Regions from separate parts of the Homo sapiens genome. Here region 1 is linked to region 2. Evidence: read pairs that join two places in POLR2A ChIA-PET (ENCODE). Cell type or tissue: OCI-LY7. All regions are shown on one strand. Links, peaks and the distances in the headings refer to the core of each region. The heading gives the core; the rest is flanking DNA. Region 1 overlaps PIK3AP1 (phosphoinositide-3-kinase adaptor protein 1). Region 2 has its middle 11 kb from the start of DNTT.

Region 1 (4,404 bases), core at 177-4,176, 400 kb after region 2:
CTTAATGTTCAGTTTTGTTTTTCAAAATAAAAGTCCCAATCAAGAATTTATTTTTGTATTTACTATGAAATTTTAACCCAGGCTTAATTGTATCTACCTTAAATGAGCTTTTCCCAGGATCAGTTGTCTTCAGATTATGAGGGCTTCCTAAACCTGCCTTGTTGCCATTCCTGCCATTGTTGCAGCTTTCATCCATTGCTCCTTGCCCTGTCCACTGTAGAAACATAGAAAAGGCCCTGCCCCTCTGTTCTTCCATGTGACAGGCCTTCAAAACTCTGATAGTTCTCGTGGCTCCAATAAAACTTTTCTTTACAACAAGTTCACTTCCTTCAACTATTTCTCATCTGACAGAATTTGAAATTCTCACATTCATTCTATTCAGTCGTTCAACAATTTATTGAGGGCCTGCCATGTCAAGTACTGTTACAGGCCCCAGGAAGACAGCAGTGAGCAATCCCCCCAACTTCCCACCCCACCCTGCTCTTCTGAGGGAGGCTTCCATTCTGTTAAAGGGACAATAAACAAAATGGGCGAATAAATGAATGGATGGCTGGACAGATGGACAGACGGATGGATAACTGGATGGATAGATGGAAAGATGAATAGTTGGATAGATAGATGAGTGGATGGATGGATGGATGGATGGATGGATGATTTGTGTGTGTACTCCTCGTTCAGCCTGCCACTAAAATGTTGAATACTTCTCCAGATAAGCTGACAAATGCAGGGTAGAGGAAGAGCTTCTTCTCTGATGCCAATACTTCTGTTCATAAACCTTCACGTAACACTTTCTTGGAAGTGACATTGCTCTGTTGACTCATGTCTTCAACTAAAGCCACCAGATCTTACATATGCTACTCTTAAAATACATATCCCTTTATCCTGTTCTTGTGCAACTGTTGGACTCTGTGCAGAATTTTATATTGATCCTTATTACTTTGCAACAGACACACATTTAGAATGTAAAATCTGCAAACTGCGGGAACATATTAATATATGCACATCAGCATCACTGCTGTCTACAAACTTAAGAAGTAAAATGCTAATTTTAAAATTAAGTGCTTGAATAAAGCTACTCTAAAAGTTTAGATAGTCCTAATTACTACTATGAAAAAATGACTGCCCTGCCTGAAAGCCATAGTTAACCTGGGCTCTAGGATACCATTAAATAGCCAAGCATGTAACATTTGCCATAATTACAAGCTGGGCCTTTTCTTCTCTTTTTCAAGATGGTTGCTCAGGACAGTCATTTTTTTCTTTAAAGGATGCTGTAAGGACCTATCAAAGAGGCCCCCATGATATCTCAGGTCTGCTTTATGATTCAAAGGGAGCATCCTTCATACCTCTGGATACTCCTGGCATTAAGTAATAGGGTAACACTGTTTAGTGTCCCTCTCCTGCTAGGACACATAAACTTCACAATGGCAGGGGGTGCATCTGACTTTTTCATCAAGTCTCCCCTGGATCTTGCACAGTGCTGCACCCATGGCAGACACTCCATAAACTCAATAAATATTTGATGAATATAAACATAAATTTACAGTCTCATCTATGCCACTAACTGTGTAATACTGGGCAAGTCATCTAACCCCTCTGGGTCCTACTTTGTTCATTTTAAACTAAAGGGATTAGTCCAGATGATCCCAAAGTTTCCTTTTCCCTTCCCTCCCCTCCCCTCCCTTCCCCTCCCCTTCGCTTCCCTTCTCTCCCTCCTTTCTTTCTTTTTTTTTTTTTTTTCAGGGTCTCCCTCTGTTGCCTAGGCTGGAGTGCAGTGGGGCTGTCCTAGCTCACTGAAGTCTTGGATTCCTGAGCTCAAGCGATCCTCCCACCTCAGTCTCTCAAGTAGCTGGGACCACAGGTGCATGCCACCACGCCTAGATAATTATTTTACTTTATTTTTGTAGAGATGGAGGTCTTGCTATATTGCCCAGGCTGGTCTCAAACTCCTGGGCTCAAGCAATCCTCCCGCCTCAGCCTCCCAAAGTGCTGCACTGGCCCTTTTCTAATGTTCATATTCCATATTTCCATCTTGTTGACTCAATGGCTTCTTGCCTCTGTTTCCCCATCAAAGACTCTAAAGCTAGATTGTTTTGCAGAGTATGGGCAAGTTTTAATCACATGCATGCCCCGGACCATGGGAAAGACTAGGGCAAAACACTGTTTTAAAGGATTTCTATAACCTACGGGGATTCCTAATTCAAGTGACTACAAAATAAAAATAAATATTTAGTCTGCCAAATAACTATACAGTTATTTCAGCATTACATTTTTCCAGAAAAAAATCTATAACACAAAAACACAATCACAGTCAGAGATCTTTTCTGGCAACAAACTCAGGCTTTGAGCAAGGATATTCAGAAAATTTTAGAAAATAAAAGGAAAACCCTGGTTCAGAACAAGTTAACAGGTTGGTTCTGTTTGGAATACTAAATGCCAGATCCTGCAACAGAAATGTTTTCCCACATTTCACATGCTCTAAAAGCCGAGTCAACTGCTAGTGCTAATATTATTCTATCTGCTAGTTATGATGAACGTCCTTCCTATCTTATTGCAAGCTTTAACTGCAACTACAGCCTCAAACATTAGCTGTACATGTAAAAAGAAACTTATTTTAGTCTAATTTAAAAGTAGAGCATTTTCATTTCATCATCAGCCTCCCCCGCTATTTCCTGTGTTATCAGATGTTGGAGAGTAAACCAGCAGTCTGTGAAACTGGCAAGCTGGTAGACAAAATAGGCATATTCAACCAGCATTTTCTTAAATAAGAACCTAAGATGGTCTGACTTCTTAATGGTGATGGAGAAGATGCACATATTCAGAAGTTATAAACCCAGAAGAAAAAGTACCAAGGAATTCCCAAAATGACTAACCCAATTCTAGAGGTTTCCTCCAAAACTCTATAGATTGCCTCACTTTTATGCTCTCCTTTAAAAAAAAAAAAAGACACAGCCAATTTAATCTCTGCAGAGACAGACCTATACATATCCCAAGGAACTAACAATTCCAATTGTTAACTAGCTCCTAGACTGGCATACTTAATTCTTCTGTGGGACAGGTTGTTGTATCTGGCACATTTTTAAGTATGGACACAGAAAAATACATGTGCTGTGTAGGCTCCTGTTTGAACTTGAAGAGTAATTTTCTGTTTAGAAACACCCTATGTTACCGAAGACAAATTTGCTCCATGGAAATGGTTGACAATCCAAAGGGCATCAAGCCTCTACATAAGATGCTCATGGGAGGGACATCTTTTCTGCAACTGGGACATTCAAAATGGTCCCAAGAGTTAGGAAAATGGATAATAACTCATGAATATACTCACTCCTCCAGTCATCCATCCAACCACCATTTACTAGGCATCTACCACACATAAAACATTGTCAGTAAGAGACCAGTATTGTTTTTCTAAACGTAAACAGTGAAAATTTTAAAAGTCCCCAAGTTTTTCCCCACAGAACAGGCAATTTTGATCAATTACTGATTTTGTTAATTTTTCTGTGTCTTAGAAAACCAACTGTCCTATTTCAGTCTAAATTTTACCAAACTGGCTGAAACTGAAAATTTTCTGCCCAGAATGAAGACCATATGACAAGCCCTATTGTGGTTTCAATAATTTCTCCAATGGGCAGATCAAGAATCATTTAAGGCATTAAATCATCCTCTTTCCTGGGCCATCTCAGACCTACTCTGGGTCATGTGAATGGCTGGTGGAAACCAAATTGAAAAGCTGCGAAAACATCCTGTAATAACAGGGAAATTAACAAACCCATTCTGTAATGCATATTTACCCCCATTTCCTCTGCCCCCATTATCTTTCTATGAACCCACATGCATAAATCTTCATGCAGACCATAGTAAACAGTACATGTAAAATGTTAAATACATACATTCCTTCATATCCACACAGATAATGGTATAATGTGATATACTCCTAAGACTCAACTTGAGCTAATGTCCATAAACAGAAAGTTATTATTAATGCATTTAAAGTTTCATTTAAAATTCTATTGTGAAGGATAATTTGTTAGCTGAAGTGAATACACTACCATACCTTGATAGGATTTGGAAAAATATTAGATCGAGACCCAGTAATGAAATGCAAGGTATGTAAAATCACACATAGTTGGAATTAAGAAATTTCATGGTTGTAAATGTCTGAGATGTCAACATATTTTTCCCATAAGCATTTTAAAGAGAACAAAAATAGATACAGAGTGGCCAAGTGAATTGCCTCAGGTGGCTCAACCAGTTTCTGTAATCTGGAAATACACACCCTTATTCTCTTACTGATTGTCATAAAGATTGTAGTAACCTAAGAAGACATCAGCCTAAATTTGACAAGAGTCAAAATATGACTCCGTGATAAGTAGCTGTTCTCTCGTTATAGGTATTAGCCCACCCCGA
Region 2 (4,404 bases), core at 154-4,153:
GCTTAGACCTCCTCCTGCTGCCAAATTTAGAAGTCATGGACCTTCGTGTATTCTTTCAAAAGTTAACTAGGTTTTAAATAAGTGGAGAAAATATGGATTATTTAATAAAAGAATCTAGGACAAGTAGGAAGCTACTTGGGGGAAGAGAAACTTGGATCCAATACCTCACTTGTTACACAAAAATAAATTCCAGTGGATTAAAGATTTAAATGTGAAAATAAATCCCTAAAAAACCTAGAAGAGAACATCATTCCCATCCCTCACCATCCCACTCCACCCCATCCCACCCGCTGCTGCTTAGGGTTTAGAATCTCTGAGTGGGAAAGGGCTAAGTATGACACAAACAGAGAAGCCATAAAGAATAAGATTGATATATTTGACTACATTTAAAAGATCTGCATGTTTAAAAGTCACCACCATTAACCAAGTCAGAAGTCAGAAAACAAATCGGGGGAAGTATTTGAAACCTATACTCAGGAAGAAGACTAATTTTGTCATATATAAGCAAATCACACAAATAAATAAGGAAACACACACACCCAATAAAACATAAGCAAAAGATAGAAAGGATGGTTTATAGAAATACTCGTAGCCCTTAAATAGATGAAAAGATGCACAACCTCACTCATATTGAAGAAAAAGCAAATGAAAACTCCACTGGGATAGCTTCTTCTACATTTCATATTTGCAAGCAACCCAAAGTTTGAGAGTACACCATGTGTGATGAGCGTGAGACAACGGGCCCATCACCTCTCCGGTGTGTAATCTGAGTGTAAACTGGTACATTGTCAATGGAGAGCAATTTGCAGATTGGCAATAGCTATACAAATTTAAATGCACATATAGAGGATTTAAGCAAATTATCTGTCATCAAAATGCCATCAAGTGTAAATGATAGAACTTGGATTTGACTCCAAACCCCATGCTATTGGCACAGTCCAGAGCTGGAAGACTACACAACCAGAGCAGCCTCTATCTACACATTAAACAGCTATTTAATATGTACCTATGAATGCAAGTAACATTTTCCATTTTTAATATTTAAATTTTCCTATAGATTTAGGGGGTGTAAGTGTTGTTTTGTTACATGGATATAATAGTTATAAAAAGTCCAGGCTTTTAGTGTAGCCATTACCTGAATAGTATATATTGTACTCATTCAGTAATTTTATAATATCTCCCCCTCTGTCCCACACCCTTCCAAGTATCCAATGTCTATTATTCCACTCTTTAGGTCCATGTGTACACAAGATTTAGCTCCCACTTGTAAGTGAGAACATGCAGTATCTGACTTTCTGTGTCTGAGTTATTCACTTAAGATAGTGGCTTCCAGTTCCATCCATGTTGCTGCAAGAGACATAATTTCATTCTTTTTTTCGTGGCTGAGTAGTACTCCATTGTATATTTCATATATATCACATTTTCTTTAACCAATCATCCATTGATGAACACTTAGGTTGATTTCATATCTTTCCTGTTGTGAATAGTTCTGCAACAAACATACCATTGTAACACATTCAATTTTTAAAAACAGACTTATTTTTTAGAGCAGTTTTAGGTTCACAGCAAAATTGAGCAGAAGGTAAAGAGATATCTCACACACCTTGTGCCCTTACAAATGCATAGCCTCCCCCATTCCCAGCGTCCCCCACCAGAGTGGTACATTTGTTAGAATCGGTGAGCCTACGCTGATACATCATTGCCACCCAAATTCTGTAGTTTACACAGGAGGGTTCGCTTTTGGGTTTGGGTAAACGTATAATGACCATTATAAGTGTCATACAGAGTAGCTTCACTGCCCTAAACATCCCCTGTGCTCTGCCTAGGCATCCCTCAACTTCTTTAATTTTCATGATAAAATTGGAAGAAAAGTGTTTATTATGTATGTTTTATGTATGAAGAGACTGCAGCTCAGAGAGGTTAAGTTTATTGCCCACAGCCACATAGCTGCTAAGTGGCAAAACCAGGCTCAAAGCCAGGGCTAGCTTTTCTTTCTACAGAACTGCTGCCTCCAACACCTGCCTCTGCCCTGAGCATGTTGCCCTCTAGAATCCGAAAAGCTCTGTAGGTGGAGGGACTTGTGTTACAAGATGCTGGTCCTCAAGATTTGTTGGTCAAATGAATGAATGGTGTAATTCTGATGTTTGCCTTTGCAGATAAAGAGAATGCTGCCTTTTTTCTGCACAAAGAAAAACAATTACAAAGCAGAAAACAAAGCAGTGAAGGCTAAAAGGAATATTAAAATTTTCTGAAATAAAGTTAGTTATTCACAGTAAAATACTCCAGACTTTCTCCAACAGGGCCTTTGCTTTATAACCCAGAGGACTTTTAGGATAGAAAATACTGACACCAAATGGTGACAAGTAGAACTCCCATGTCTGGGACAATAGAAACATCTGAAATGAACTCTGCTCTGTCTGGCCGGCTCACTGAATGACTGCACTAGTTCCCAGAAAAATTGTCTTGTCAACAGCGCTCAACAAGTTTCATTTTGCCGCATTTCCCACACTTGTATGTCAGGATTTGCTCCCAAGAAGCCGGTATTCCTTCTCTGCCACCAGAATCCCAGAACACGCCAGGTGCAGCCCACTGTTGGCTGCACTCTTAAGTCCTAGTTTTCTCTGCCTTGGTCTACAGTGCGTGAATGTGCATATCCACATATGCACATGCAAATGGATGTATGCATGTGTATATTCATAAACTCATGTTTCAGGGTCCAAAATCCCTCACCTTTCCTTATGTATACAGAGAAAATGTGAGCTTTGTTATTTTGTCTATAGAAGAGCTGATTTACTTTCTTCTTGCTGGGATGTGGGAAAAGAACTAAAGCTTAGTTCCATCTTGCCATTTCAGTCCAATCCAATAGTTTTAACTGTCCCATCAGATAATTCAGTTTTCTCTGCTTTGATAACTTCAGGAAATGTAATATCTTTCAAAGTTCTGTCCCTTCCCTTCAAGGTGGTATCCGGGTACATGGGAGACGCATGTGGCTATTTGTCTTTGTGGCATTGTAGAACACTGTCTCATGGGTTGGCTGGTGAAGTGGAGCTGGTACTCAACAGGGAGGAAATACCTTCCAATGCCCTGCTTTCTGCCATCTGGCAAGGGCTTGGTGGTGCAAGTTTGAGTTGTCCAGACTATAAAGGAAAATGCCTCACCAATTAAAAGTAGTTGTTTAATTTAACAAACCCAAATATCAATAGAGAGTAGGGAAGGAGTCTATGCCTCTCTATCTTTTTAGCTTTACATGAAGGAGGACAACTGGAGTTATCCATCTCAGCCGTGCTCAACAAATATTCTAAACCAGTGGTTTTTCAAGGTCGGTGGCACAGGAGGATAACTATGGAGTTTGTAAAAAACATGAATACTCACCCCCACCCCCACCCTTTGGGATTCAGATTCTATTAGTGTGCAATGGAGCCTGTTCACTGATATTTTAAAAACTCAGGTAGTTTATTGTGTAGCCAGGGTTGTGAACCAAAGTTCTACACAGAGAACAAATATTTATGTAACAATGTATTCATGTAACAGGCAAACTGGGTTTTTGTTTGTTTGTTTTTGCTTTGTATCCATTGCTCTGGGCTGAATGTTTGTTTCATCCACAAATTCACATGTTTTTGCCTTAATCCCCCATTTGAGATTAGGTGTATTTGGAGTTATACCTTTGGGAGTAATTAGGACATGAGTGTGGAGCCCTCCTGAACGGGATTAGTGCCCTTAAAGGAGGAAACACGAGAGAGATGATCTCGTTCCCCACCATGTGAGGATACAGCAAGAAGGTGGCCATCTGCAAACCAGAGCTAGTGCCCTCACCAGGAAACTTTTCAGCTGGCACCTTGATGTTGGATTTCCCAGACTCTAGAATGGAGAGAAATAAACTTCTCTGGTAATTTTGTTACAGCATCCTGAAGTGACTAAGACACCCTGGTGATCTGGGAGACTCCAATGTGTGGAATTTACCTAGTTTTCCTCTAAGAGCTGCCAGCCTCCTCTTGGATTTTCCTGGCACTCTTCCCCTTCTCTCCCTGTGCCCTCCTCCTAAGTTATCTAAGGCAAACCTCTTCCTCCAGTAGAAGTTCTTTCTGTTGGACACTCTTCTGCCCTTTCTAATAGAGCTGAGATTTACTAGTAGTACATAGGTTTACTTCCGCTGAGAATAAGTAATCTGCTCTCTCAGAAGCTTTGGAAAGGAGCTAGGCCCTTTTTCACCAAGTTAAAACATTTCAGTTAAATATAATCACACCATTTAGCACCTAATTATAAACTATTACCTCCACAATTTAAAAATATTGAATATGAGATTTTGTTATTTTTAAAAAGTAAACAATTACTCACAGAGCTTTATAAAAAAAGATTACTATGTTGAAAGTGAGTCCCTACTTCCCCCTACCCCCATCAAATTAT

What was found. ChIA-PET counts read pairs that join two places held together with the same protein. Peaks named below come from ENCODE experiments on the same cell type or tissue, not always from the same donor. Only the 100,000 strongest peaks of a DNase experiment are listed, where the experiment ranks them.
Region 1: POLR2A ChIA-PET joins it to region 2 with 7 read pairs; 1 of 35 experiments calls an interaction of 5 or more read pairs at or near these places.

What each region holds. Positions count from the first base shown.
Region 1 is chr10:96,692,819-96,697,222 of GRCh38, forward strand. All of the region lies in intron 2 of PIK3AP1 (phosphoinositide-3-kinase adaptor protein 1), which reads right to left. Among named protein-coding and RNA genes, the nearest start is that of PIK3AP1, 25 kb to the right of the region's middle. RefSeq lists a silencer at 2,691-2,740. In OCI-LY7, for the core only: no CTCF peak of the experiment used is centred there; a DNase peak (open chromatin) is centred at 2,673; H3K4me3 peaks cover 2,390 bases; H3K27ac peaks cover 2,961 bases.
Region 2 is chr10:96,291,112-96,295,515 of GRCh38, forward strand. No RefSeq gene overlaps it. Among named protein-coding and RNA genes, the nearest start is that of DNTT, 11 kb to the right of the region's middle. In OCI-LY7, for the core only: a CTCF peak has its summit at 2,343; DNase peaks (open chromatin) are centred at 2,060, 2,370 and 2,650; H3K4me3 peaks cover 1,832 bases; H3K27ac peaks cover 4,000 bases.